2 separate regions of the Homo sapiens genome follow, and region 2 is linked to region 1. The links are chromatin loops, found by intact Hi-C in ENCODE. Cell type or tissue: heart left ventricle. All regions are shown on one strand. Each heading gives the region's core, and the rest is flanking DNA. Links, peaks and the distances in the headings are about the cores only. Region 1 overlaps ITPA (inosine triphosphatase). Region 2 overlaps DNAAF9 (dynein axonemal assembly factor 9).

The links. Hi-C counts contacts between places; a loop is a spot of excess contacts. Peaks named below come from ENCODE experiments on the same cell type or tissue, not always from the same donor. Only the 100,000 strongest peaks of a DNase experiment are listed, where the experiment ranks them.
Region 2: it touches region 1 in a loop (2.2-fold over the local background); 24 of 110 quality-filtered maps call a loop at or near these places.

Annotation. Positions count from the first base shown.
Region 1 is chr20:3,215,593-3,227,972 of GRCh38, reverse strand. ITPA (inosine triphosphatase) reads right to left here. Exons shown (of 8, transcript NM_033453.4): 6 at 9,341-9,456; 7 at 6,056-6,132; 8 at 4,113-4,607. The coding sequence ends at 4,511. It overlaps SLC4A11 (solute carrier family 4 member 11), which reads left to right. Exons shown (of 20, transcript NM_001174089.2): 20 at 117-551. The coding sequence ends at 186. Among named protein-coding and RNA genes, the nearest start is that of ITPA, 12 kb to the right of the region's middle. RefSeq lists a silencer at 9,102-9,371. In heart left ventricle, for the core only: no CTCF peak of the experiment used is centred there; a DNase peak (open chromatin) is centred at 5,012.
Region 2 is chr20:3,269,253-3,285,791 of GRCh38, reverse strand. DNAAF9 (dynein axonemal assembly factor 9) reads left to right here. Exons shown (of 37, transcript NM_001009984.3): 28 at 4,026-4,151; 29 at 6,843-6,880; 30 at 15,230-15,365. Among named protein-coding and RNA genes, the nearest start is that of SLC4A11, 38 kb to the right of the region's middle. In heart left ventricle, for the core only: a CTCF peak has its summit at 8,951; no DNase peak of the experiment used is centred there.

The sequences.
Region 1 (12,380 bases), core at 2,841-7,840:
CGGGCGGGGAGGAGAGGCCTAGCCTGGCCCTGTGGGTGGGCTGGGGTGGGCTGGGATGGGTGTCCACTGCCTTCTCTCTGACCCAGGCTCATCCTCCTGTCCCTCCCTCCCCACAGCTATATCCTGCTGCCCCGAATCATTGAAGCCAAGTACTTGGATGTCATGGACGCTGAGCACAGGCCTTGACTGGCAGACCCTGCCCACGCCCCATTCGCCAGCCCTCCACGTCCTCCCAGGCTGGCTCTGGAGCTGTGAGGGGAGGTGTAGGTGTGTGGGTGACTGCTCTGTGCTGCGCCTTCTCATGGCTGACTCAGGCCTGGGGCATCTGGGCATTGTAGGGGTGCAGTGGTATGTGCCCACCCCTCTCCCATTATCCTTTAGCTTTAGGCCAAGAGCGTTGCTCAGGGCAGCTTCTGCCCAGGGTGGGTGGGACTGAGCAGGATGGATTTTCTTTTGATAAAAGAGTCGATGCCTGAAAGAGAAACCATTTCCTTGATTGTGTAAGGAACTTGCTGGACGCACATTAGAGAATAAAGCTCCTGTTTCTAGGCTCCTATGTGCCACCTGTGTCCCTGCTACTGCCACTCCACCCCCACTCTGGGGAGGGGAAGCCCTCCCTGGGGAAGTGGAATGCAAGGGACAGAGTTTGTGGAGTGCCACCTGTGGTCTGTCACCTCCAACGTCGCACAGTGGGTGCTGGCCCAACAGTGAAACATGGAAGATCCAGGAGGCCTTCGCATGGCCATTTCTCCAGGGACCTGCAGGGAAAGCGTTCTGGGAACAGCATGTGCAAGGGTCCAGAGGAGCGAGGGCTTGGGGCCACTGAGGCGCTGTGGCTGGTGAAGAGCAGTGGGGCGGGAGGGACCATCAGGGTGACAGCAAAGGGCCCTGTGACTCTCAGATGAAAGCTGCCTGCCGGGAGGCCGAGGCTTCGTGTGGAGCACTTGTGAACCATCCCATCTGTTGTGCGGATCCTGGATTTTACAGGGCAGGGGCAGCACTGGTGGCGATGGAGGGAGGTGGGAGGACTGCCGACGGCAGGACACGGGGTGGGAATGGTTTGACGGAGGGAGAAGGTGCAGTGTTTCTGGCTTGCTCATTTGTTGGTGGGTCAGGGTCTCCCAATGGCAGCCGACAACAGGGAATATGGCTCTGAGGCTCAGGGGAGTGCCGGGTGCGCAGCATCAGTGGTCAGCAGGAACACCTGGGGCTCACATCACCTCCTGGACTGGCTTGACACATGCCCCATGGACTAAGTTGGCCGACAGAAGAGATTGGCTGCATCTAAAACTGAAAATATATCTGAAATATGCAAAGAATTCCTGCAAACCAGCAAAGGACAGCAGCCCCAACAGAAGAGGCAGAGGCCGTGAACAGGGGAAGAAGGAGGCCCAACCGTAACAGGAGTAGCGAGAGGTGCTCAGACCCCTTGGTAATTAGAGAAACGTAAGCCCACATGAGACGCCACCTTACACTGGGTAGCCTGGTGCTGAGTGGGAGATCAGGAGCCCCCAGGGCCCCGAGAACCAATCCAGGTGGGTATGAGCATGCTCTCCACCCTGCTGTCTGGGGACGGGTAGCGAGTGTGGAGAAACCAACTCAAAACGTTTTCCTCCGCTCTCACTGTGCACAACAGTCAACCCAGAAGACTTCTGTGACCACGCGAGGGATTTGTCACGGGACAGCTGCTGGGTGCCCACCAATTCAATTCAATTCAACCTAACTGCTGCCTGCCAGGAGGTAGCTTCAGAAACCCCAAGTTGAGGGCTCAGTCCCACGAGACCACCCCTAACTTCCCACCAGTCTGAGGTCTGGGCCTGCAGAACTTGACACACTGTCTTCAACTTGGGGTTCCCACGACTCCTCTTTTAGGTTCAATTAATTTGCTAGAGTGGTTCACAAGTCAGGGAAACATTTACTTATATTTAGCAGGTTTTAATAATTTTGTTGTTGTTGAGACAGCGTCTCACTCTCAGTGTGCAAGGGCGTGATCTCGGCTCACTGCAACCTCCGCCTCCTGGGCTCAAGCGATTCTCATGCCCCAGCCTCCCAAATAGCTGGGATTATAGGTGCCTGCCACTATGCCTGGCTAATTTTTGTATTTTTAGTAGAGACGGGGTTTCACCATGTTGGCCAGGCTGGTCTTGAACTCCTGACCTCAAGTGATCTGCCTGCCTTGGCCTCCCAAAGTGCTGGGATTACAGGCATGAGCCACCAAGCCCAGCCTAAATTTTTTATTTTTTTATTTTTTAAGGGTTGGGCATTGATGGAGTTCCCAGTGATGAATAAGAGCTGAATGGGCCCAGGGCCTCAGCCCCACCCTACTGGCTTACTAAAAAGGCTATTACGGAGAATTCAGATGAAGAGATGCACGGGGCGAGGTGTGGGGGAAGGGGCACAGAGCTTGTGTGCCCTCCCCGGGGTGTCACCCTCCAGGAACCCCCACATGGTCGGCTATTCAGAAGCTCCCCAAACCCTGGCCTTTTGGGTTTTTATGGAGGTCTCATTATGCAGGCATGATTGAATAAACCACTGGCCACTGGTTATCAACTGAACCTTCAGCCCTGCCCCTCCCTGGAGGTGTGGCGGGGGGTGGAGACCGAAAGTCCCAGTCCTCTAGTCCTGTCTTGGTCTTTCCATAACCAAGCTACCTAGATGCTGCCAGCCACCTCATTAGCACACAAAAAGACATCAGTGTGGAGTTTCTGAGGATTTTAAAGTTGTTTGCTAGGAAAGGGGTCAAAGACCAAATACACATGTTTTTTTTAATGAGACAGGGTCTCACACTGTTGCCCAGGCTGGAGTGCAGTGGCGCAATCACGGCTCACTGCAGCCTCCATTTCCCTAGGCTCGGGATCCTCCCACCTCGGAATCCTGAGTAGCTGTGTCCACAGGCACGCACCACCATGCCCAGCAAATATTTGTATTTTTGCAGAGACAAGGTTTTGCCATGTTGCACAGGCTGGTTATGAAGTCCTGGGCTCAAGCGATCCTCCCACCTTGGCCTTCCAAAGTGCTGGGATTACAGGTGTGAGCCACCTTGCCTGGAACCAGATATATACTTCACAGTATCACAGGTAGCTAAAGTAAAAAAAATGGCCAGAAAGTGTTGTGTGCACCCAGGACAAAATTCTGGAGGAGCTGAACAGGAAACACAGAGAGGTGCCCTGCCCCAAGCCTATGTACCCACCCCACCCAGGCAGCATGTGATTCTTCTTTGGAGTCCCCCATCAGTAGCCTGGGTGTTCCCTGCACAGGGGGGCTACATCCATGATCAACTGGCAAGGAGCAGGCAGGCCCCCAGCACCCCATGTCTGAGGCCCAGCCAGACATCTCCCACCCACAAGGAGGCTCAGGAGGCTGGGCAGGGACGCAGCACCTCCTGGGGATTTAACCCAGCCGGGGCTTGCAGGCAAGAGGGGAGTGAAGGAATGACACTCTGTCCTCACCCAGGGCCGTCCTGCTGGATGGAGTCACAGGGACGGCAGGGGCCTCTCCAGAGCTGCCTGTGGGCACAGAAGCAAGCCTGGGGGTGCCCCACCAGCCTGAGCCCATCACGCCCCCCTTGAATATCCTTGGGGTTGAGCACTCTGACAACGGAGCCACCTGGAGAGGTCCCTTCCAGGGAATGGCTTCGCCAGGGCACAGAGTAAGGGCGTGTGGCATAAGCAGGGCCTCCCGAGGGGCCTGCAGCCCGCAGGCTGAACTGTGGCGATCACGCCGAGTGGGGTCGAGGACTCCAGCCCCTCCCCACCATAAAAATGAACTGGCCATTGTAATTGTAAACCAACATTTTCGCGGCTCTGATGTGTAACAGCATAAGGCAAAAGCACTGGGCGTGCCACACTACCCAGCCCCCAACCCAGCAAGGCTTCATGGAGGCCCTGGCACTACCTGCGGGTGGGGGGCAGCATGGATCCAGGGTGGAGGTCAGCCCGCAATCCATGCCATTGAATGAGGCAAGAACTCGAGTGGAGACGTAACACTCCAGCTCACAGTGGCATCCGAATGCCTTCCACACGGTGCTGCCCGTGTCCCCATCCCCACCCCCACCCAAAAAACTTCCTGCACCTGCCAAAGGAGACTGAGACAGACACCTGCCTGGGGCAGGGTTCAAAACAGATATAGCTGGTTTATTTTGGAAACAAGTCTCATCCAGAAATGTTATTTACTGCATTTAAAAACCATGGAAGGCGATTTGCATGGTTCCTCCCCACGCCCTCACTCCCACCAAGTACAGCTTTACCACCCAAGGTCCTTTCAGGACCCCAGGCCTGGCGGCTGTAGGAGAGAGCAGTGAATCCTAAGGGCAAGAGAATGGCGTCCACTTGCCAGAGTTTCTCAGAGCAGAGCCAGCTGCTCCTCCAGACAGGCCGGTGAGGCTACTCGACACCCTCACAAAGGGGAAACCCTGAAGGAAGTACTTCAGGGGGTGCCTGCCCGATGCGGGAGGTTTTGGGCTAGCCCTCCCCAGATCCCCGGCCTGAGGGGCCTCCTCCAGCTGCAGAAGTCAAGCTGCCAAACTGCCAAAGTACTCCTGCAGCTCCAGCAGGGCCCGGAAGCGATGGGAGACAGCGTTCTTCTCCGCCTTAGGCATCTCTGCGTACCTGAGGGGTGACAGTAGCAGCTCAGGGAGCCCAGATTCAGGAAGGAAGTGCACCCCCTCCCAACCCTACCTCATCTCATCCCTGGAGACCAAAGCTCACAGACCCCAAGGAAAGGGGAGTGGGGCCCAGCAGCTCCTGGCAGCCAGTGAATTTTTAAAAATCGGATAAAGTTTTCAATTCCCCTGTAGGCAGAAACCCCCATGAATGAGCATGGAGGGGTATTAAACTTGCTCTAGTGTGCCCAAAAGTCATTAAGGGAAGCTGGGGACAGGGGGGGATGAGCTGCATGTTTGATCAGCTTTGTCATCTGTTGACAGGAAGCAGTGGGGCCTGACAGAGCAAACACAGCAGTCTCCTCTCATGCGCTGAGGGCGGGGGAGCACTTGAACAGCTGGCCAGGGGCCCGACCTCCATGCCAGCACCGCAGTGAGGTGAGAATCCCATACCCCGCCCGTGGCCTGCAGACTGCTCTGTGCAAGACGGCGGCCAGTAGCCACTAGCCAGGTGTGGCTATTTAAATGAATTAACGCTGAACAGAAATATTCCGTTTCTGGGTCTCACCACACGCAAGTGCTCCACAGCCCCATATGGCTAGTGGCTGGTTCCACAATGTCCTCACCCCTGCTGGGGCTATTGTGGGGCCTCACACTGCGCTCCCTAAGGGCCCCTCCAGCTTGGAAAGCCTGATTCCAACAATGGCCCGTGCCTTGTGTGAACAAGGGGCGATTTGTGCGAACTACAGAGAACAACTGGTACTTGGAGGGCATAAAATAGTGCCCACCAGAGGCTGCAAAAGCCTGGACATTTTCCCAACCTAGATGGGGGTCAGAAAATGATGCCATAAAACTGTCAGATGTGGCCAGGCGCGGTGGCTCACGCCTGTAATCCCAGCACTTTGGGAGGCCGAGGTGGGCGGATCACCTGAGGTCAGTTTGAGACCAGCCTGGCCAACATGGTGAAACCCCGTCTCTAACAAAAATAACAAAAATTAGCTGAGCACGGTGGTGCGTGCCTGTAATCTCAGCTGAGACAGGAGAATTGCTTGAACCTGGGAGGCAGAGGGTGCAGTGAGTTGAGATCACGCCGTTGCACTCCAGCCTGGGCAACAAGAGTGAAACTCCATCTCAAAAAAAAAAAAAAAAAAGTCAGATGTACAGCTTACAAGCCAAGGCCAGAAAGGCGAAACCACTGGCTACACAGCTGATGTGGGGTGACCTGGAGCCTTAGAGCCCAGGACTCTCAGTGCCATCTGGCTGCCTCCCCAACCATGGACTGGGCCACCCAGATTCCTAGTGTCCACCCCAGCAGAGCTGCCTGTGGCTGGAACAGCACCCTGGGAGCCTCCCCTGCCCATATCCGCATGCCTGCACTTGGGCGGGGCACTGGCCCAACCCAAACCATGGCTGTACCAACCCCACACCCCAGGGAAGAAAAGCAGGGCTCCTTACGTCTGCTCATATCCATCAGGCTGAAAGCAGGGGTCCCAGCCAAAGTCCTGGCAGCCTCTGGGTGCCACGATCCGGCCCTGCCACAGGAAAGGGGGGACAGGTGTGTAACTGGGTCCAGAGGACAAGCACGAGGAGGGCAGTGGCCAGTATGAGTTTGGTGAGTCTGTGAATTTGATTTGACCCAACTTACGCAAAATGTAGTTGCAAGGCCCCTACAGCACCTGCAAATGTTTGCTGAATACAATAAAAAGCAGAGCGGGGCAGCTCTTCCCTCACACACAGGGAGGAGGCATGGACCCACAGGACCACCAGCACCTCCGGGGCCACGCGCCCTCGCCAGCCACACCCGGGACAAATTGGGACATCACTGAAGAACAATGAGGCTACTTTGAAAGATAGACAGAAAGAAAGATAGACAGAAAACGTTTTCTCCTAATAGGAAGCTAAGTACCCTGAACTCCGTGGACAAGCCAGATGCCGGCTACTATGACAGCGTTCCTGAAAATACAAGGAAGACTTTAACAATAAGATGAAACACCGCAACAGGAAGCAGGTACCCAACTCCCCACTTCATGAACACATTAGTGAGTACAATACGTACTGGCTGTAGTAGGGAAATTCCACAGTGAAAATGTTAGAAAAAGAACAAATTGTAATCCAGTGACATGAAATGTCATGTTGTTATCAAAGTAAAAAAAAAAAAGAAAGAAAAGAAAAAGAAAATCTGGCCAGGCGCGGTGGCTCATGCCTGTAATCCCAGGACTTTGGGAGGCTGAGGTGGGAAGATCACTTGAGCCCAGGAAATTGAGACCAGCCTGAGCCACGTGGCAAAGGCGAAACCCCATCTCTACAAAAAATACAAAAATTAGCCTAGCCTGGTGGTGTAAGCCTGTAGTCCCAGCTACCTGGTGGGAAGACTGCTTGAGCCCAAGAGGTCGAGGCTGCAGTGAGCTGTGATCCAGTCCGGGCGACAGACAGAGACAAACACTCCAAACAAACAAACAAACACTCCAAAAAACAAACAAAAAAACCCAAAAGATTCTAACTGAAAAAAATACAAGGGACCAGGTGTGGTAGCTCACGCCTGTAATCTCAGCGCTTGGGGAGGCCGAGGAGGGAGGATGGTTTAAACCCAGGAGTTCGAGACCAGTCTGGGCAACACAGTCAGACTCTATCTCTACCAATTTTTTTTTTTTTTTTAATTAGCCAGATGTGGTAGCTCACACCTGAGGTCCTAGCTACTCGGAAGGCTGAGGTGGGAGGATGACTTGAGCCTGAGAGATCAAGGCTGCTATGAACGGTAGTCATGCCACTACACTCCAGCCTGGGTGACAAAGCAAGACCCTGTCTCAAAAACATTTTTTTTTACTCTTTAAAAAATACAACGGAGGTGGTACATGATTGGGATTAGTCACATAGATGCCAAGTAATTTAGACCCAAAGGCAAATTCTGCTTCTGCCGTGAGGAGCTGCGTGACTAAGGCCAGTTACTGAACCTCAACCACGCAACAAATGTTTTTTGCTCACGCCTATAATCCCAGCTACTCGGCAGGCTGAGGCAGGAGAATTGCTTGAACCCAGGAGATGGAGGTTGCACTTTGGGAGAATGAGGCCAGCGGATCACTTAAGGTCGGGAGTTCAAGACCAGCCTGGGCAACATAGTGAAACCCTGTCTCTACCAAAAATACAAAAATTAGCCGGGTGTGGTGGTGCACGCCTGTAGTCCCAGTTACTCTCCAGGGTGGGAGATCACCTGAGCCTGGGAGGTGGAGGCTGTCGTGAGCAGTGATAGGCAGTAGGGGGTGTTGAATACATCTCACGGAAGGAATAAGTTTGGGCAAATAATTAAGGTTTGTTTTTTTTTTTTTTTTTTTGAGACTGGGTCTCACTCCGTCACTCCATGGCTGGAGTGCAGGAGTGCGATCATAGCTCACTGTCCCGTCAAACTCCGAGGCTCAGGTGATCCTCCCACCTCAGCCTCCCAAGTAGCTAGGACTACAGGTGTGCACCACCATGTCCGGCTATTTATTTATTTTTGAGACAGGGTCTGGCTATGTTACCCAGGCTGGTCTCAAACTCCTGGCCTCAAGCAATCCTCCTGCCTTTGCTTCACAAAGTGCTGGGATTACATGTGTGAGCCTCTGTGCTCAGCCTCTTTTTTTTTTTTTTTTGGAGACGGAGTCTCACTCTTGTTGCCCAGGCTGGAGTGCAGTGGCGAGATCTCAGCTCACTGCAACCTCCGCCTCCTGGGTTCAAGTGATTCTCCTGCCTCAGCCTCCCCAGTAGCTGGGATTACAGGTGCCTGCCACCATGCCCAGATATTTTTTGTATTTTTAGTTGAGACGGGGTTTTGCTGTGTTATCCAGGCTGTTCTTGAACTCCTGACCTCAGGTGATCCGCCCGCCTCAGCCTCCCAAAGTGCTGGGATTACAGATGTGAGCCATCACGCCCGGCCTCATTTTAAAATTTTTTGCAAAGATGGGGTCTTGTTATGGTGTCCAGGCTGATCTTGAACACCTGGGCTCAAGAAAGCCTCCCGCTGGGGCCTCGCAAAGTGCTAGGATTACAGGTGTAAATCACCAAACCTGGCCAAGAATTAACATTCTATGCTTGAACCCTGGAGGCGGAGGTTGCAGTGAGCCGAGACGACACCACTGCACTCCAGCCTGGGCAACACAGCAAGACTTTGTCTCAAAAAAAAAAAAAAAAAAAAAAAAAAAAGAATTAAGATTCTATTATACATAAACATGAAAAGCTGGAAAGGCTGAGAGATAGTCAAGCACCTTGGCAGTTGAATAAGGAAATCTGAGGTTAGAGAAGTCTGGGCTATAGATGTAGCTTTGATCCAAGTGTGGTTTCTCACTAACAAAAAATAAATAAATAAATAAAATAAACAGAAAAAAATAGCTTTGGGAATTGTCACCTTCAGTTTGCACTTCTGGGTCTATCAGGCCTCAGGAGCTGTTAGCCAACTGTTTCCCTGAAACAACAGCCTCAGGGGTCAAACAGGTTTCAGAATTGACAACACTTCCATTGTCCTGCCCAGGGGCACCCCTCAGCAAGGCGTAGGCAACTACTCTGGCCCCAGGGAACCCTTTCCACCACCCTCCTAGGATCCACAGCACTTCTACCTATGCTGCGCAGGGGAGCCTCTCAGCAAGGCACAGATATCTCTGGCCCCAAGGCGCCCCTCCCACCACCCTCCCGCAGACTCGGGGCGGTCGGCTCGGGTCGCGGCACCCCCTGGCGGCGCGCGGCGGGAACTGCATCAAGGTGGGTACGCACCGAGGTCCGGCCCCTGAACAGGCGCACGGGCTGGCTTGGGTCCCCGGTGCTGAGTGCAAACGTGCAGAGCGCATAGGCTGACTTGTCCTCGAACCCGGCCAGGAGCTGGTGGAGACCTGCGGGTGGGCAGTGAGGGCTCAGTGCATCCCTAATGGCCAACTCCCACCCCCACTCCCAAGACGCCCACTAAGGGTGGGGAGGGAGGAATTCCCTAAAAGGGGAAATTAGGTCTCAATTGGGGTAGCGGGGGCGGCAGAGCCCAAGGCAGTGGGACTAGGCTTGAAATGGAAGTCTCTGGGCATTCTCGCTTCCCTCTGGCACAGGCTGACGATACAAGGCTTTATTTAAAGTCAGAAAACTAGCCAATGCAGTGTGGACCTTGTTTGATTTCCTGATTCAAAACTAACCAACTGTAGGCCGGGCGTGGTGGCTCATGCCAGTAATCCCAGCACTTTGGGAGGCCGGGTCGGGCAGATTATGAGGTCAGGAGATCGAGACCATCCTGGCTAACACGGTGAAACCCCGTCTCTACTAAAAATACAAAAAAATTAGCCGGGCGTGGTGGCTGATGCCTGTAGCTCCAGCTGCTCGGGAGGCTGAGGCAGGAGAATGGTGTGAACAAGGGAGGCGGAGCTTGCAGTGAGCCGAGATCGGGCCACTGCACTCCAGCCTGGGCGACAGAGCGAGACTCCATCTCAGGAAAGAAAAAACAAAAACAAAAAAAAACCCACAAAAACTAACCAACTGTAATAGGCACTTTTTCTACAACCAAGGAAATCCAAAAAATGATTATGTAGTATTTTAAAATGATTATAGTTTACTTGTTTAACAGTTTTTAAATTTTTCACCTTTTAGAAATACAGTGGCTGCACTCGGTGGCTCATACCTGTAATCCCAACACTTTGGGAGGCCAAGGCGGGTGGGTTGCTTGAGCTCAGGAGTTTGATATCAGCCCCAGCAACATAGCAAGACCTCACCTCTACAAAAAACACAAAAATTAGCTAGGCATGGTGGCTTACACCTGTAGTCCCAGCTCCTCAGGAGGCTAAGGTGGGAGGATGGCTTGAGCCCTGATGGTGGGCAGTGAGCCGAGATTGAGCCACTGCACTCCAGCCTGGGCAACACAGGGAGACCCTTGTCTCCAAAAAAAATTAAAACAAATAAAAATAAAAATAAATACAAGCTGAAGAACTTACTGATGATATGATGTCTGTGATTTGCCTTAAAATACTGGACTGAGGAAAAATAAGGGGGGTTACAGATGTCACAAAATAGGCCTCGTGCTGATAACCCTGGAAGCTGGTTGATGGCAACTGAGGTTCATTATTCTACTATGCTTTTTTTAATTGACAAATAATAACTGTATATATTTATGCCCATTATCCTATTATGATATTCTACTATGCAGGTTTGAAATGCTCTATAATGTAAAGTGTTTTTAAAAGCACATAAGGATGGGTGCGGTAACTCATGCCTGTAATCTCAGCATTTTGGAAGGCCGAGGTGGGTGGATCACCTGAGGTTAGGAATTCGAGATCAGCATGGCCAACGTGGTGAAACCCTGTCTCTACTAAAAATACAAAAATTAGCTAGGCGTGGTGGTGGGCACCTGTAATCCCAGCTACTTGGGAGGCTGAGGCAGGAGAATCACTTGAACTCAGGAGGCAGAGGTTGCAGTGAGCCAAGATCACACCACTGCACTCTAGCCTGGGCGATGGAGTGAGGTTCTGTCTCAAAAAAATAAAATAGGCTGGGAGTGGTGGCTCATGCCCGTAATCCCAGCACTTTGGGAGGCCGAGGTGGGACCACCTGAGGTCAGGTGTTTGAAACTAGCCTGGCCAACATGGCGAAACTCCGTGTCTACTAAAAATACAAAAATTAAGCCGGGCTCAGTGGATCACGCCTGTAAACCCAGCACTTTGGGAGGCTGCGATGGGTGGATCGCCTGAGGTCAGGAGTTCGAGACCAGCCTGGCCAATATAGTGAAACCCCTCTACAAAAAATACAAAAAATTAGCTGGTCATGGTGGCAGGTGCCTGTAATCCCAGCTACTAGGGAGGCTGAGGCAGGAGAATCACTTGAACCCGGGAGGCGGAGGTTGTAGTGAGCCGAGATCGTGCCATTGCGCTCCAGCCTGGGCAACAAGAGTGAAACTTGTCACAAAAAAAAAAAAAAGGCCAGGCATGGTAACTCACACCTGTAATCCCAGCACTTTGGGAGGCCGAGGCAGGCAGATCACGAGGTCAGAAGATTGAGACCATCCTGGCCTACATGGTGAAATCCCAACGCTACTAAAAATACAAAAATTAGCTGGGCATGGTGGCACGTGCCTGTAGTCCCAGCTACTCAGGAGGCTGAGGCAGGAGAATCGCTTGAATCCGGGAAGTGGAGGTTGGAGTGAGCCGAGATCATGCCACTGCACTCCAGCCTGGGCGACAGAGCAAGACTTTGTCTCAAAAAAAAAAAAAAAAAAAACTTAGCCAGCGTGCTGGCGCATGCCTGTAATCCCAGTTGCTTGGGAGGCTGAGGCAGGAGGATCGCTTGAACCAGGGAGGCAGAGGTTGCAGTGAGCCGAGATTGACGCACTGCACCCCAGCCTGGGCGACAGTGAGACTCCATCTCAAAAATATAAATAAGTAAACAAATAGGCTGGGTGTTGTGACTCACATCTGTAATCCCAGCACTCTGGGAGGCCAAGGTAGGCGGATCACTTGAGGTCAGGTGTTCGAGACTGGCCTGGCCAACATGGTGAAACCCCCTCTCTACTAAAAATACAAAAATTAGCAGGGCGTGGTGGTGGGCGCCTGTAATCCCAGCTACTTGGAAGGCTAAGGCAGGAGAATCGCTTGAACCCAAGAGGCAGAGGTTGCAGTGAGTCGAGATCACACCGGTGTACTCCAGCCTGGGCAACAGAGTGAGACCCTGTCTCTAAATAAATAAAAGCACATAAAGAGGGGACATTTTGGCTTGCAACTGTGGGTGACAGGATATGCACTGCTGGGGTCCAGGAGGGGCAGTCCTCCAACTCCCAGGGCAGGCC
Region 2 (16,539 bases), core at 6,047-11,046, 55 kb before region 1:
GGCCAGACTGGTCTCGAACTCCTGACCTCAGGTGATCCGCCCACCTCAGCCTCCCAAAGTGCTGCAATTACAGGCATGAGCCACCGCTCCTGGCCCTTTTTTTTTTTTTTAATGAGACAGAGTCTCACTCTGTCGTCCAGGCTGGAGTGCAATGGTGCAATCTCGGCTCACTGCAACCTCCGCCTCCTGGGTTCAAGCAATTCTCGTGCCTCAGCCTCCCAAGTAGCTGGGATTACAGGTGCTCACCACCACGCCTGGCTAATTTTTGTATTTTTAGTAGAAATGGGGTTTCACCATCTTGGTTAGGCTGGTCTTGAACTCCTGACCTCAAGTGATCCGCCTGCCTTGGCCTCCCAGAGTGCTGGGATTACAGGTGTGAGCCACCGCGCCCAGTTCCTGGCCTTTGTTTTTAGAGATGGGTCTCCCTATGTTGCCCAGGCTGGTCTCGAACTCCTGAGCTTAACCAATCTTCCCACCTCAGCCTCCCAAAGTGGTGGGAGTATGGGTGTGAGCCACCATGCCTGGCTTGGCTTTATTTTCATTTATAGCATTCTTTGGGGAAACATGTAATATAGGACAGAGATTTCTTTAGCCCCTAGAGTGGCCTGATGCCACTCAATTTAGTGAAGCGGTGGGGCAATAGAATTGAACTTTGACATCAAGTGGAGCTGTTAGTTGTTGTTTTAAAAATTGAATTTATGTATTTTAAAATGACAAAGTTTTAGAAATGGAGGACAGATTAGTGATTGACAGAGGTCAGAATGGGAGTGGAGGGCAGGAGGGAGGTGGGCATGTTTATAAAAGGGCAACACAAGGGATCCTTGTGTGTTGGAACTGTTTAGTATCCTGACCATGGTGATGGATATAAGAACCTACACAGGTGGTAAAATTGAATAGAACTTAATACACACACACACACATACACACACACAAATATAAGTAAAACTGGAAAAATCTGAATTTTAAAAAATTAATTTTAGAGAATTTGAGGGGCTGTATTTATACTCTGGAATATTATAAAATCATTCTTTAAAATTATCTGCATTAAAAACAAAATTTGAAATTAATGTAAAAACTTGTGCACACTCAGATTGTAGGCTTAAATTGCAAACATAAAACTGAGCCCAAAGGAGACTTGAATAGATTATCTGTTGTTTCAGAGAAAAGAAAGTTAAGGTCCTGCTGGGTTTTTGTTTAGTTTTTATTTTTAATAAAGAAAATACTGACAGAAAGCAAACGTGAAGAGACAGTTTTTTGCCTTCGTCATACAGTTGGGTCAGTTTAGCCAGAGTGGTCCGGTACAAGCTGTAGCCTGGCCACCATGGCTCACACATGTAATCCCAGCACTTTGGGAGGCCAAGGTGGGTGAATCACTTGAGCTCAGGAGTTTGAGAGCAGCCTGAGCAACATGAGGAAACCCTGTCTCTACCAAAAATACAAAAAATTAGCTGGGTGTGGTGGTGCACACCTGTGGTCACAGCTACTCAGGAGGCTGAGGCAGGAGGATCGCTTGAGCCTGGGAGGCAGAGTTTACTGTGAGCTGTGACCCTGCCACTGCACTCCAGCCTGGGCAACAGAGCAAGACTCTGTCTCAAAAAAAAAAAAAAAAAAAAAAAAAGACTCTAGTAACTTGAGCGTGGTGCTTCCTTCTGGGTAGGGGGTGCTCTTTCTGTCTGGAGGCCTCACCCAGGATGATTATGGGGCTGGGGAGGGAGGGAGGTTCTAACAGGGATTCCCCTAATGGATAGAGTGAATGGCCTGGGGCCTTCTCTCTTGAGGCAGTGCCCAGATGTATAGGCCTCATCAAGGAGACAGGGGCCTGTTTTTTACTCTAACCTTTTTCCATTAAAGTCAATGGAAATTAATGAAATGCTCTGAAAACCTAGAAATTCCCCAGGCACTCTCTCTAAGGGAAATCCTGTTATATTAAAATGACTCCTCAAGCATGACTTGTGAATCCTTTTCCGTTGTCCTTTGCTCCCCTAAGAAATGAGTCTCTACTGCTTACACTGAAGTCTCCTGTAGGCTGTTTTATGTTTGCAATTTAAGCCTACAATCTGAGTGAGCACATGTTTCACATTAACTGTAAGAGTTAAATCCATTAACTCCATTAAACACCACCACAGAGGGATGCAGAACAGCATGCACACGCCAGCCCTGCTTACCAGGCGTGCTTCTCTATGGGCCTGGCAGTGCGTGTTGTGGGTGGGACTCTCCTGGCATCCAGGCCCAGCCAGGCACTCAGTGGAAAGAGCCGCGTGTGGTCATACATACATGCCCAGGCAGGGGGAGAATCCCTGAAGAAGAGAAGGCTGTGAGCAGAGGGCTGTCAGGCCCCCCTGGGGGAACTCTTAGAACCTAGTAAACCCCGTTCTCTACTGAAGCACTGCCAGCTGATCAGGACTCAGGAGAACCTGGGGTGGGGTGGAGTATTGCAGTCTGGGGATAAAGCCAAGGGCCTTTTTACAGATGAGTTGTTCGTAGGAACTCAAGAACAACTCAAGCAGGCTGTACCTGTCCATACCACCACCACTGGCTTCCAAAGGGCTCAGGCTAAACCAGGCCCATCTGATCAGAAAAGCTGCCTGTTAGGTTTGACTTATTTCCATAGGAACAAACCTTTTGGTGATAGGCCGGATCAATCAGGAAAGAGTTCTCCTCTACAAGGTGAAGAGGCTAGGTCCCCTCTTGAAGTGGCCAGGGGCCTGCTCAGGGTTGAACATCCAGTTTATTCACCTACCCTGCTTTAGGCAGCAGAGATTACAGTACTCAACAACCACCTGACATTCTTATTATGGAGACAGTAAACAAATAAATGAGAAAATAGGGTATAAATAGCTGCCGATTGGGGCTTTGAAGAAACTTGGAGGAGGAGGTAGGGAATGCCAAGAAGCGAGGGTTGCTTGATCACACAGGGTGTATGAAGTCAGAGGATGCCTGTCCGTAAGATGCCGCCTGAGCAGAGACCTGAAGGGAGAGAGAACCACCCATGCAGATACCTGAGGAAAAGAACATTCCAGGCAGGGGGGCAAAGAATGCAGAGGTAGAAGTATGCCTGGCATGTTCAGAAAAGAGCCAGGAGACCAAAGTAGCTGGATTAGGGCAAGGGAAGTGATAGTAGATGAAATTCTTTGCTGCTCCATAGGGGGTCAGATCATAGAGGGCTGCCTGGGACATTGTAAGGGCTTTGGCTTTCACACAGAGTGAGATGGAAGCCACCAGCGGGTTTTGAGCAGAGAAATGACATGATCTGACTCTGGGTTTAGCATATCTCTCTGGCATCTGTGTTGAAAACAGATCAGAGAGAGGCAAGGACAGAAGCAGTGACAGCTGGGAGGCTGTTGGGGTGATCTAAGCAAGAGATTATAACAGTTTGGACCCAGTGGGAGCTTGGGGGTGTAAGCAGTGATCTCTTCTAGTTATATTTTGAAGACAGAAAAAAATGGAGTCAAAGGAGACCAAAAAAAATATATTTGAGCCTAGCATCTGAAAGAGTAGAGTCCATCTGCTGAAAAGGACAAGGAGTTTGGAGTTTGGAGAGAGTTCCAGGCAGGAGATACCAATGTGAGCTGTATTTGACATGGATGAGTCTGCTGACCTGGATGGGTCCGGACGCACTCTCTTGCCTGTGTGTTCTGAGAAGTGGGAAGGAGAGAAAGGAGCTACTAAAGAAAATAAGCAAGTGGCAGGAGCTCCTAACTTGATTAGAAAACAGGCCTAAGGACACTAGGTCCCACCCTCAGAGCTCCAGGATCGCCTGCAGGCTTCCTTTTACCTCCAGAGCAGGGTGGTTCTTCCCTCACTCTTGCCCAGTTATGAGGACTAATGGAACTTGGGAATGTAGAAACACTGTAGCTTCCAGGGGCTGCATGTCATGAAGTGGAGTGACACCAAGGGACCAGATTGCGGGCTCTTCCTTTTGGTTTTCTTTCCATCCTTGTTCAATCAGCCATTCGGGATTCCCCTCTTCCTCCACTTTGCAATGCCAGTCAGTGAACTAATCATTCCTTTTTTACCTTCCCCAGCTACACAGATGTTATTGATGTTGTCCAGGCCCTGCAGACCCACCCAGACTCAAATGTCAAGGCCTCCTTCACCATTGGTGCCATCACAGCATGTGTGGAGCCCATGAGCTGCTACATGGAGCACAGGTAGATACAGGATATGGTGTGTAAGTGTACTGAAAGTGATTTGTTTCCACCCACCAGAAGAAGACAGATCTTTTGGAATGCATTAGTCACCTTGTATGTAGTAAATGCTGTTCTTTTATTAGTGCTAGGTCCTCAATAGACCCCTTTGGACTTATAGCCAAAGAAGAGAGAGGAATTATGGAAGACAAGCTTAGCTTTTGTGAGGGAGAACTATTTCTGTTTAATAGTACATAGTAAGGACTTATGAAATACCTGCTAAATAAATGGGTGCTCCAACATGTGTGTACTAAATATTGTTAAAAAATAATTTAAGGCCAGGTGCGGTGGCTCATGCCTGTAATCCCAGCACTTTGGGAGGCCAAGGCAGGCAGATCACTTGAGGACAGGAGTTCGAGACCAGCCTGGCCAACATGACAAAATCCCATTTCTACTAAAAATACAAAAATTAACCAGGAGTGGTGGTGCACACTTGTAATCCCAGCTACTCAGGAGGCTGAGGCACGAAAATCGCTTGAACCCGGGAGGTGGAGGTTGCAGTGAGCTGCGATCGTGCCACTGCACCCCAGCCTGGGTGACAGAGCAAGCAAGACTCTGTCTCAAAAAAAAAATTTTTTTAATAAGGCGTAAAAGGACTGAAGTTGAGTATATAATCTATTTAAATATAGAAATAAGGCTAAAATTGGGTGAACATGATTATGGAATATAAGAATTTAAGTAACAAAATCAGGCAGGGCACAGTGGCTCATGCCTGTAATCTCAGCACACTTGGAAGATGGAAGGTTGGAGGATGCTTGAGCCCCGGAGTTCAAGAGCAGCCTGGGTAGCATAGTGAGACCCTGTCTCTGCCAAAAAAATAAATTAACCAGGTGTGGTAGTGAGCACCTGTAGTCCCAGCTACTTGGGAGGCTGAGGCTGGAGGATTGCTTGAGCCCAAGAGGTTGAGGCTGCAGTGAGCTGTGTTCATGCTACTGCACTCCAACCTGGGCAACAGTGAGACGCTATCTCAAAAAAAGGAGTTGACTTCCTTCACCAACTGAACAGTTGCTCCATTGTTTAAATTTTTTTTTTTTTCTTTGAGATGGAGTTTTGCTCTTGTTGCCCAGGTTGGAGTGCAGTGGCATGATCCCAGCTCACTGCAACCTCCGCCTCCCAGGTTCAAGCGATTTTCTTGCCTCAGCCTCCCGAGTAGCTGGGATTACAGGCATGCACCACCATGCCCGGCTAATTTTTTTGTATTTTTAGTAGAGACGGGGTTTCTCTGTGTTGGTCAGGCTGGTCTCGAACTTCCAACGTCAGGTGATCTGCCCATCTCAGCCTCCAAAAGTGCTGGGATTACAGGCTGTTTAAATTTTTTTAAGTAAAACTTTAAAGTAAGTAAAAGAATGCTTACTGTGTGGCAGCCTTCTGTGGACTGTGAGCACAGTGAAGTCAGTGAGTTCTATTCTTGGGAGACTCTGGTGTGGCTGTATCTTCCCTTGTTCCAGCCCCTTTGACCCTGCTTATAGCACATGGGTTTTCCTCCTTGGAATTCTTCAGAAACTATGAGGGAGTCAGGTAAGGGAACAGGATTCACAGCCCAACCTGGTATTCACCCAGCTCATCTACCAAATTTGGTTTCAAATGATGTGTGACTGGCTGTTGTCAGAAATCAAATAAAAGGATGAAGATTTGCTGCCACCAAGGAAATTCCAGGAGAGAAACTCCCCCAGTGTTGCGAACATCATTAATAACTGCCAGCTAGACCAGCAGCCATTCAGAAGAGTGGCTTCAGCTAGCATCCCAATTGCCAGGGAAGAAAACACAGGACCTCTGTGGTGCCAAACAGACCTGGGTCCCTGCCTTAGCCCTGCTGCCTCCCAGCTGCCTGTGAGACACTGGGCAAGCTTAGTGTGTTTAGCCGTCCTAAACCCATGCCTTTCATCTGTTAGATACCTGAGGCACAGAGCAGACAGGACGACAGAGCAAGATCATGTTTGTGAACTGCCTGCACAGTGCCTTGCCCACAGGAGGAACTCCATAAAAGGCAGCTATCCCCATTAGTGTTAGCTTTCTTCCTTGAGACAGGCCTTATGATGTTTTAGGAGTTCTGAAGTCCTGTGAGAATATGAGTTTTTCTCTGGAGCCTACTGCAGTGCTACAGTTGTTAAGTAACTCACACTTTGGATCAGTCACCCCCACCTCTTGCTTCACTTGTAATTCAGATGGTCAGTTTCCTGCTTTTCATTCACCTTTTGAGTTAAGAATGAGATTAAAGGAGAATTGAGGTTATAGCATGTACATAAAGAGAAGCATGGCAGCTTTGGTATTAAAGGCCCCTGGTAGAGTTAGATGAGTGTAATTCTTATTTTCCCTTGAAATATCCACTTTACTCAAAAACATATGTCTTTCAAAAAAGACCAGCTCTTTCTCCATCTCCCATAGACCAAAGAGCTGGTCCTGTCCCCAGTATCCCTCCTTCAGCATTCCACTTAGAATTGGCCATGTAGGGACTTCTGTGGGGCTCCTGGTGTGGGGAGCTTTGACGGAAAGCTGTAAAGTCCCATGGCTATCCTTAGTGCTCAGTGCTGCTGCCACCTGCCTCATCATGTGAGTCAATTTGCTTGTCAGTGGTACTCCTATTTGTATGGGAAATAATCAGTGACAACTCTGAGGTGAATGGTTTTTAAATATTTCCCCCTTTTTTCCCCCTAGATTTCTCTTTCCTAAATGTCTTGACCAGTGTTCACAAGGTAAGTAATATACTTTATTTTCAGCCTGCATGCCTTGCAAGTTCAGTAGAATTCAGCAATAGACTTTTCTTCGTGCTCTTACCTACCATTCTGAAATCTAAAGCAAACAAAATTGGTCAGAAAAAACTTTGACACCTTTACTTTTACCATATTTGATAGGCACATTTCTTCCAAGAGCTTGTCTCTTTTTTTTGAGACGGAGTCTTACTCTGTCGCCCAGATTGGAGTGCAATAGCGTGGTCTCGGCTCACTGCAACCTCTGCCTCCCAGGTTCAACTGATTCTCCTACCTCAGCCTCCCAAGTAGCTGGGATTACAAGCATGTACCACCACACCCAGCTAATTTTTGTATTTTTAGTAGAGATGGGGTTTCACCATGTTGGCCAGGCTGGTCTTGAACTCCTGACCTCGTAGTCCGCCCACCTCGGCCTCCCAAAGTGCTGGGATTACAGGCATGAGCCACGGCGCCTGGCCTGAGCTTGTCTCTTATGGCAACAAATTGCCACAGTAATACCTCTCCTTGAGCTGGGCTTAAGTCCACCTGGCATTCCAGCTAATACTAGTGGACTGAGTAGGTATTCCTAGCCTCTGGATCAGCAAGATCTTGATTCACTTCTGCCCCAAGAGTGCTGAGTTTGGCCCAGCGGGACCTGTCTTTCTTAATACCTCCCACCCCTATGCACCCTGGAATTTTCCGCATTTCCTTGATAACATTGAGAAAAATTCACCCATCCTGCAGGTTGCATTCAACCTTGCAGTGCCCTACTACCTGACAACCCTGGAAGCAGCACTTTCTAGTCATATTATCTGTGATGTTTGGAGGTCCAGAATAAATTCTGAATTCCCTGCAGTGGTGATGAAATGCTCATTGTTATCAGGAGACATGCCTGGGGTCTGGGCTTCCTGAGCTAGTCCAGCAAGCAGAAATCAGATGGAAGAAAACAACTCAGTGTCCCCAGCACAGTTTCATCCTGCTGATCGTATTGCCAGTCCGCAGGGAGCGGAGACAACAGAGCATACCAGAGTTGTTGTCTTGGGAAACAGCTGAGCTCATGCTGCCCAGGGCAGGAGGCTGGTCCCTGGAGGGAGGAATGTGTATGTTGGGCTGCTGTACCAGGTAGTCTCAGGTCCAGCTTTCAGAGGTCCCTGTTACTTTCTAGGCACTGCACCTCAGAAACAGGATGAAATGGAGATTGGGTAGGTCCATCCACAGTATCCACCCCAGGTAGATTAAGGAGATTTTGTGGAGGTTGGGTCAATAGGATCTGGTGACAGACTAGATGTGGGGCATGTGTTGGAAAAAGAGGTATCTAGGATGACTCCTAGGTTTCTAGCTTAGGAGATTAGGAAGGTTGGTGGTACCTGTCCTTCAAATAGAAAGCACAGGAGAAAACATAGGTCCAGGAGATAACCAAGGAGGGCTGTCTCATCCTAAGATACGTATTTGGAAGTCATGGTCAAAGTTAATGGCATGGACTGTAGTCAGCCAGTATCCAGATATAGAGTTGAAAAGATCAGAAGGCTAGAGATGGGGTGAGGGTGGAGGTTCCAGGACACCGAAAGAGAAGCAGGGAAGAGTGTTGCCTGAGACATTGAGGAAGGAGAAAAAGAGATCCACGATGTCTAATGCTGCAGAGACCTTGAGGGAAGAACAGAGAAAAGCCCACTGGCTCTGTAAGTGAGAAGGACCCTGATGACCTGAGTAGGAGGATCTGAGTGGAGAGGTGAGGGCTGAAGCCAGCTCCAAGTGGGCCAGTGGTCAAGTGAGATACTGGAAGCCAGCAGGTGCAGATGATATTCTAGAGTGCTTGGGGCTGTAAAAAGGAAGATGGCTAGAGAATACTTCCAAGAATTGTCATTTCTTAATGATCAGTTCCTCCTTATTTGCTGCTGAGAAAGCCTGTGGGCTGCAAGGAGATACTAGGTTTGATAGAGGGGACCCCTGAGAAGGAAGGGGTAGGGTCCAGAGCCCAAGTGAAGATTGACTCAGAGAAGCAGTGTCCTTGAGAAGAGCTTTAGTTGGAAGCAGGTGAAGTTGAGGAAGTGTTTGCCTAGGGGGCAGTATTGACTATCAGATGGTGTGCCTAGGACTTGCTGACCTGTCCAGCCTCAGGCCTGCCTTGTTCTTGTAAATGCTGGAGCCTTCTTTTCCTTTCAGAGCCCCTTGTCCACCGTGTGATGATTGGCACCCTAGTGCACCTCAGCTCCTTGGCATTCTCCCTCAGTGTCCCTCTTCTTTTTTGCATGAGGAACAAGCACAGATGGTGGGGCTTCCCTGGCAGAGAGCCTTGGGGAAGTGTTCTGTTTTCATCATTGAATCAGGGGCAGCCCTGGGCTTGTCTCACAAGAGAAAAGCCCCTTTTAGTCTGAACCCTTTGAGGCCAAAACAGACTGTTCTCTCTGGCATTTGGTAGGCATGTTTCATTTATACTGCCTTCCAACTCATTGTGCAAAGACAATGTGTGTTAAACTCTGTGCTTGTGTAGAGCTAGGGGTGTGATCAGATGTGGGCTGATCACCTTCAGGCCACATATGCTGTTTTCGGAACTCCTCCAAGGGGCTCATGGAGTGACACTGCCTTGCTTCTGGGCCCATGGGACCCTGTGGACTGGCCTGACCAGGCTTGCCATGGGCATGGGCTGTCTGGGGAGGGAGGAGATAAAAGGCAAGTATTTCTTTTCTCCTAGGAGATTTGGTAGCTGGCTTGGAGGTGGGATCTGCCAGCAGTAGACAAATACTTCATGTCCTAAGGGAGCATATTTCCTCCCTTTGCTCCTGTTCATGAGTCAGGCTACCCGATTCATAAGAGATTATTTTCCAGTTAGAAAAGGACTATGTTGCAGCCCCAAGACAATGTGTATTATAGAAATCAAAGGACTAAGAAATAATCTCAGTGCTTAAACAGCAAGTAAGACTCATTATAATGCTGGTGTGAGAGCAAAGTGGAGATACTTTACTGTCATGGCCTGCTTTTAAAAGCATCTGTAGATAGAAGAAGTCACCTTTGTTTTCTGCTGGGCTTCTGGAATACTTTAGCCCAGACTGGGATGGTCAGCCAGACAATAGGGATGTTTCTCTGCTCTTGGGAATAGGATACGCCAGGCTGTCTGCTCGCTCACAGCCCAGACTGGTGAGACCTTGGCCAAATCTGGCTGTCCACTCCTTGATACAGAACAGAAGGAAGCTCCTGGCCCAAACAAGGTGGAACCGCTCACTATGGCCTGTTCACCCTGTGCTCCAGATAACTGCTGTACCTGCCTCACAGATGGCATTTCCTCTTGGCAGGTGGCAGTTTACATAGCTGGCCTAAGGAATGCTGGGGATAATCCTCTTGCTTGTTTCCCTATAAAGCAAAGCCCCTTTTCTGTGCCCAGTTCCTGACCTAGAATCCCAACCCCACAAGCTTTGTCCATATGGTACATGTGCAGCAGACAGGACTTTGTACAAGTTGTGTCTGTCAGAGACCCAGATCCCAGCCTTTTCTTGGGCAGGCCAGGCCTGTGCTTGTGACCCTGGTGCACCACCGTTCATATGGCCACATTTGCACTAGTCTGACACTTTGGTTTCTTTTGCCCAAGAAGATACCAAACAGAGTCCTAGGGTATTTATAGATCTTCCCTCAACCTTTGCTGGCTCTTCACTGCCAGACCCGCCAGAGCTCTTCTTGCCTTCCACCCTGGGAATCTGGCAGGCCCTTTGTAGGATATGGCTTCCATGTCTGCCATCTCTAGAATGTGCTGAGGCTTCTGAGATCCTGCTTGCCTCCCCACTGTGCCACATTTTGGACTTGGCCTCCTGACTTTGCCTTACTCAGTTTCCAGAGGCCCTACTTTCTGTGGCTGCACCAGGGCATGGGATTCTGGCATCAAGCTTTCCAGGCTGGCTTTGCTGCCTCATCTGCAGCCTCCAGAGTGCACTGCAGAGTGACCTTTCCAAATGGCCATGCGAACACAGGTACCAAAGACTAGAGGCAGGGGACCAGGGGTCCTGGAATCTGCCTTCAAACTATTCCTTGCCCCCCATCTAAACCACGAGTGTAGCTGCCTTGGCTTGTGGAAATTGTATGACTTAGTTTCCCAGTGGTTGATATGGCCAAGACCCAATGCCACAGCCACTGACAGGCCCCTCTATGTACAGGGAGAAGTCTAATTCTCAGGCTGATGCTCAATTGACAGTGCTGATGGTGGTAGTGGTGGAAATGATAGATTGTATTTCATGGATTCTTACTCTCTGTAGGCCCTATGATAAGCCTAGGTTTTATTGATAACCTAGAGTGATGTGTTACGGTTCCCATCTTACAGAGGAGGATATTTGGTTTCAGAGAGAAAGTAGAGCAATTTGTCTAGTATCACCCATTAGTAATTAGCGGAACTCAAAATTCAAACTCAGGTTCACCTGGCTCTAAATGCCTTAGTCTTTACATTATGGTAGCTTTTCCCATAGAGGAAGAAGATAAATAATCTAAGTCCAGGCCAGGCGCAGTGGCTCACACCTGCATTCCCAGCACTTTGGGAGGCCAAGGCAGGTGGATCACCTGAGGTCAGGAGTTTAAGACCAGCCTGGCCAACATGGTGAAACCCCATCTCTACTAAAAATACAAAAATTAGACGGGTGCAGTGGTGTGCGCCTGTAATTCCAGCTACTCAGGAGGATGAGGCAGGAGAATCACTTGAACCCGGGACATGGAGGTTGCAACCAGCCGAGATCACACCACTACACTGCAGCCTGGGTGACCCAGTGAGACTCTGTCTCAAAAAAAATAAAAATAAAAATAAAGAATATAAGTCCTGTGTTTTAAGTGCCACCTGTGTTATTCAAAAGAACTTTTTTTCTTTTTTTTTAGTTCAGAGAAGGGGAGAGAGCAGGGTGGCATGAGGGGAGGACTAGGATGATAAAATGTTAAGAAAGATTTGAAGGAAGATGTAAGCTTTACCAAAATTAAAAAGTAAAGGGAGTAAGTGGGGGGAAAAGGTGCAGAACAGTGTAATGTGTCACTACTTGTGGAAAAAATTATACTCAACACTTTTGTATATACTCAGCAGATCTTCTGGAAGAAGAGGTAAGAATCTGATAACTGCAGTTGCCTCCAGGGCAGGGAATTTAGGTGTCTGGACAGGAAAGGAATTATTTTATTTTCTTTGTGAACACTTCTGATATAAATTAGATGTTTGTCCCCTCCAAATCTCATGTTGAAACATAATCCCCAGTGTTGAAAGTGGGGCCTAGTGGGAGGTGTTTGGGTCATGGGGGCAGATCCCTCATGAATGGCTTGGTGCTGTCCTTGTGATAGTGAGTGAGTTCTTACTCTTGAGTTCACAGGAGACCTGGCTGTTTAAAGGAGTGTGGCACCTCCCCCGCCCCTTCTTGCTCCTGCCCTCACCACTGTGATATGCTGGCTCCCAGGCCTTCTACCATGATCTTAAGCTTCCTGAGGCCTCCCCAGAAGCCGATGCCAGCGCCACGCTTCCTGGAAAGCCTGCAGAACCTTTAGCCAATTAAGCTAAAGGTTCTTTATAAATTAGTCAGCCTCAGGTATTTCTTTACAGCAACCCCAAAACAGCCTGACACACTTTCTATATGTTCTGAGTTTCGCCCTCAATAACTGAATACAGCTAATTTTTTTAACTTAACACTTGACTGAAGTAAATAGTATCAGTATAGAGTGTTCATTACTGAATATTCATTACTTAGGATTCTGCAGTTACAAGGTCACTTAGGAAAGCAGAAATCTCCATAATTTAGAGATATTCACTTAAGAACTATTCATTTATAAACCTACTCTCACCGGGCGCGATGGCTCACGTCTGTAATCACGGCACTTTGGGAGGCCGAGGCGGGTGGATCACCTGAGGTCAGGAGTTCGAGACCAGCCTGACCAACATGGAGAAACTCCATCTCTGCTAAAAAATATAAAATTAGCCCGGCATGATGGTGCATGCCTGTAATCCCAGCTACTCGGGAGGCCGGGAGTCTGAGGCAGGGGAATCACTTGAACCCAGGAGGCGGAGGTTGTGGTGAGCTGAGATTGCACCATTGCACTCCAGCCAGGGCAACAAGAGCGAAACTCCATCTCAAGAAATAATAATAATAAAAAAATAATTAAACTACTCTCTATTAGTAAATGGGTTGATGATGAGCATTGAATCTTTTTTAAGTATAGAATTATAACACCTGTGAGAATTCTATTACAAAATAGAATATAAATGTTGAAAGCCTATCTATGAAATTATATTTTACAAAAAATTGGCAGAGGAGAGATACTCTTTACATCTTTCAGAATGGGAGATTGATAAAGTTTAAAGCTATTAAATCAAGTTATAAAGGGTTAAGTATACTCTTTAAAGATATAAAAGTGACCACTAGAGGAACTGAAAATCCTAATGAAGCTGGGTGCCGTGGCTCACGCCCGTAATCCCAGCACTTTAGAGGAGGCCAAGGCATGAGGATCACTTGAGCCCAGGAGTTTGAGACCAGTCTGGGCAACAAAATGAGACCCAGTGTCTAAAAAAAATAAAAAAATTAGCCAAGCATGGTGGCACGCACACCTGTGGTCCCAGCTACACAGGAGGCTGAGGCAGGAGGATTGCTTGAGCCCAGGAGGTCAATGCTTCAGTGAGCCACTGAATATATAAATATATATAATATGTAGACTTCCTTTGGTTCCTGATTCAAAAATTATTAACTGAGAAAACATTTATAAGACAGAGAAATTTGAACACAGACTGGATTTTTTTATATTAAGGAGTTCATTGTTAATATGTTTAGAGTCCTTATATTATGGAAATTCACGTTGAAGTATTTTTGTTTGAAATAATTGGGTATCTGGGATTGACTTCAAAATCATACAGTAGGGGAGCCGGGGATGAGCTGGGTGGAGTGTAGATGAAATACGATTAGCTGAGTGTTGGTAGTTCCTGAAACCAGGTGATGGGAGTTCATTCTACTATTTTTCTAGTTGTGTATGTTTGAAATTTTCTACGATATTAAGAAGTACAGCTGGGTGCGGTGGCTCACACCTGTAATCCCAGCACTTTGGGAGGCCGAGGCAGGCAGATCACGAGGTCGGGAGTTCGAGACCAGCCTGACCAACATGGAGAAACCCCATCTCTACTAAAAATACAAAATAAGCTGGGCATGGTGGCGCGCACCAGTAATCCCAGCTACTTAGGAGGCTGAGGCAGGAGAATTACTTGAACATGGGAGGTGGAGACTGTAGTGAGCTGAGATTGCAACATTGCACTCCAACCTGGACAACAAGAGTGAAACTCCGTCTCAAAAAAAAAAAAAGAAGAAGTAAATAAAAATTATTGAATAACAAAAATGCAAAATGAATAATCTTATATATGCGCTATGATTATAACTGTTAAAATAGGAATGAATATGGAAGGGGTATTATAATTATCTTGGGGTGGTGAAGTGTGGTAAGTTTCCTGATCTCCAAATTCTCTGTGGTCCTGTGAATTTTACTTCTGTATTTTCACCAAAAGGTTGGGAGTGATCATGGCCCACCCTGCAACCTCTTCTTACATGGGCCACCCTTTCTTACCACGTGACTAAAATCTGTTAGCATTTATCTTGGAATCATGTGGCTCCCTGTGCACAGTATCTTGGCAGTGCACTCTTTGAGGATATAATGAATAACCCCTGTTATATGGTGAGTTTTTGATAATTGTGTTGTTCTGAACTGGTGAAGGTAAATGGCACCAGTTCCTGATGATGCTAAATACAGGATGTGTGAAAAGGCCCTTTGACTAAGAATTCCAAGTATCAGCTAGATACCAGAATTAAAATAATAGAGGAGGCCGGGTGCAATGGCTCATGTCTGTAATCCCAGCACTTTGGGAGGCTGAGGTGGGCTGATCACCTGAGGTCAGGAGTTCAAGACCAGCCTAGCCAACATGGTGAAACCCCGTCTCTACTAAAAATACAAAAATTAGCCAGGCATGGTTGCGGGTTCCTGTAATTCCTGCTACTCAAGAGGCTGAGGCAGGAGAATTGCTTGAACCCTGGAGGCTGAGGTTGCAGTAAGCTGAGATCGCACCACTGCACTCCAGCCTGGGCAACAGAGTGAGACACCGTCTTAAAAAAAAAAAAAAAAAAGATAGAGGAAGTTAGGGGTTAGGTAGTAAGGCAGCTACAGACTTGAAGCTATTCATTCCAAGAGGTGGCAGTGCCGGGAAGTGGGAAGAGAATGATAGCTGTTTATGTTGGTATTGGGGTGTAAGGGTTGTCTCCATCAGGAGACTACTGGAAGGCATGATTAGGGGATGGAGCAAGGGCTCACGTTTGTGTGAGCCTTCACCCCTAACCAGGACTGTGAAGGCTAAACTGTCCTTGGTTTTATTCCCAGGCCTGGTGAGTAACGTGGTATTCACCAGTCACACCACGGAGCAGCGGCACCCTCTCCTTGTTCAGCTGCAGAGCCTCATCAGGGCTGCCAATCCTGCTGCAGCCTTCATTCTTGCAGAAAATGGGATTGTCACCAGGTAATCTATAGATTCACTCTGCAAGACCAGTTGCTTTCTCAGATACAGCACTCTGTCTGTGGCCCACAGAGTCTTTCTACTGTATCTAAGACCTAAACATTTGGAGAAGTCAGTTTTTGAGCCAGGTGCGGTGGCACGCACCTATAGTCCCAGCTACTCGGGAGGCTGAGAAGGGAGGATCACTTGAATCCAGGAATTGGAGGCTGCAGTGAGCAATGATTGTGTCAGTGCATTCCACAGCCTGAGAGACAGAGCAAGACCCCATCTCTTTAAAAAAAAAAAAAAAAAAAGCAGGCTGGGCACAATGGCTCGTGCCTGTAATCTCAGCATTTTGGGTGGCTGAGGTGGGAGGATCTTGAGTCAGGAGTTTGAGACCAGCCTGGACAATATAGTGATACTCCATCTCGAAAAAGAAAAAATATATTGGAAAAAGAAAAAAAACAGTTTTTGAAGTGTTTTTTTTTTTTTTGAGACGGAGTCTCCCTCTGTCGTCCAGGCTGGAGTGCAGTGGCGCGATCTCGGCTCACTGCAAGCTCCGCCTCCCAGGTTCACGCCATTCTCCTGCCTCAGCCTCCTGAGTAGCTGGGACTACAGGCGCCCGCCACCACGCCCGGCTAATTTTGTTTTTGTATTTTTAGTAGAGACGGGGTTTCACCATGTTAGCCAGGATGGTCTCAATCTCCTGACCTTGTGTTCCGCCTGCCTCGGCCTCCCAAAGTGCTGGGATTACAGGCGTGAGGCACCACGCCTGGCCGAAGTGCTTTAGATGCTCTGTAAAAATCACCAAGAAGACCCCATCGTGTACCATTTTGAGGCATTTTGTTTTGATCCATTCACATTCTCATCCATTGAAGGATGGTAGCCAAGATTCTCTTAACATCCTTGTATTAAAGTGTGAAAGAAATGGCATAGAGAACGTAGAGAAGGGTCGGATGTGATGGCTCAACCTGTAATCCCAGCACTTAGGGAGCCCAAAACTCCTTGCAGGAGTTCAAGACCAGCCTGGGTAAAATAGTGACACTCTGTCTCTACCAAAACAGTTTTTTAAAAAAACAGCCAGCATGGTTGTGCATGTCTGTAGTCTCAGCTACTCAGGAGGCTGGGCAGGAGGATTGCCTGAGCCCAGGAGTTTAGGGTTATACTGAGCCATGATCACACCATTGCACTCCAGCCT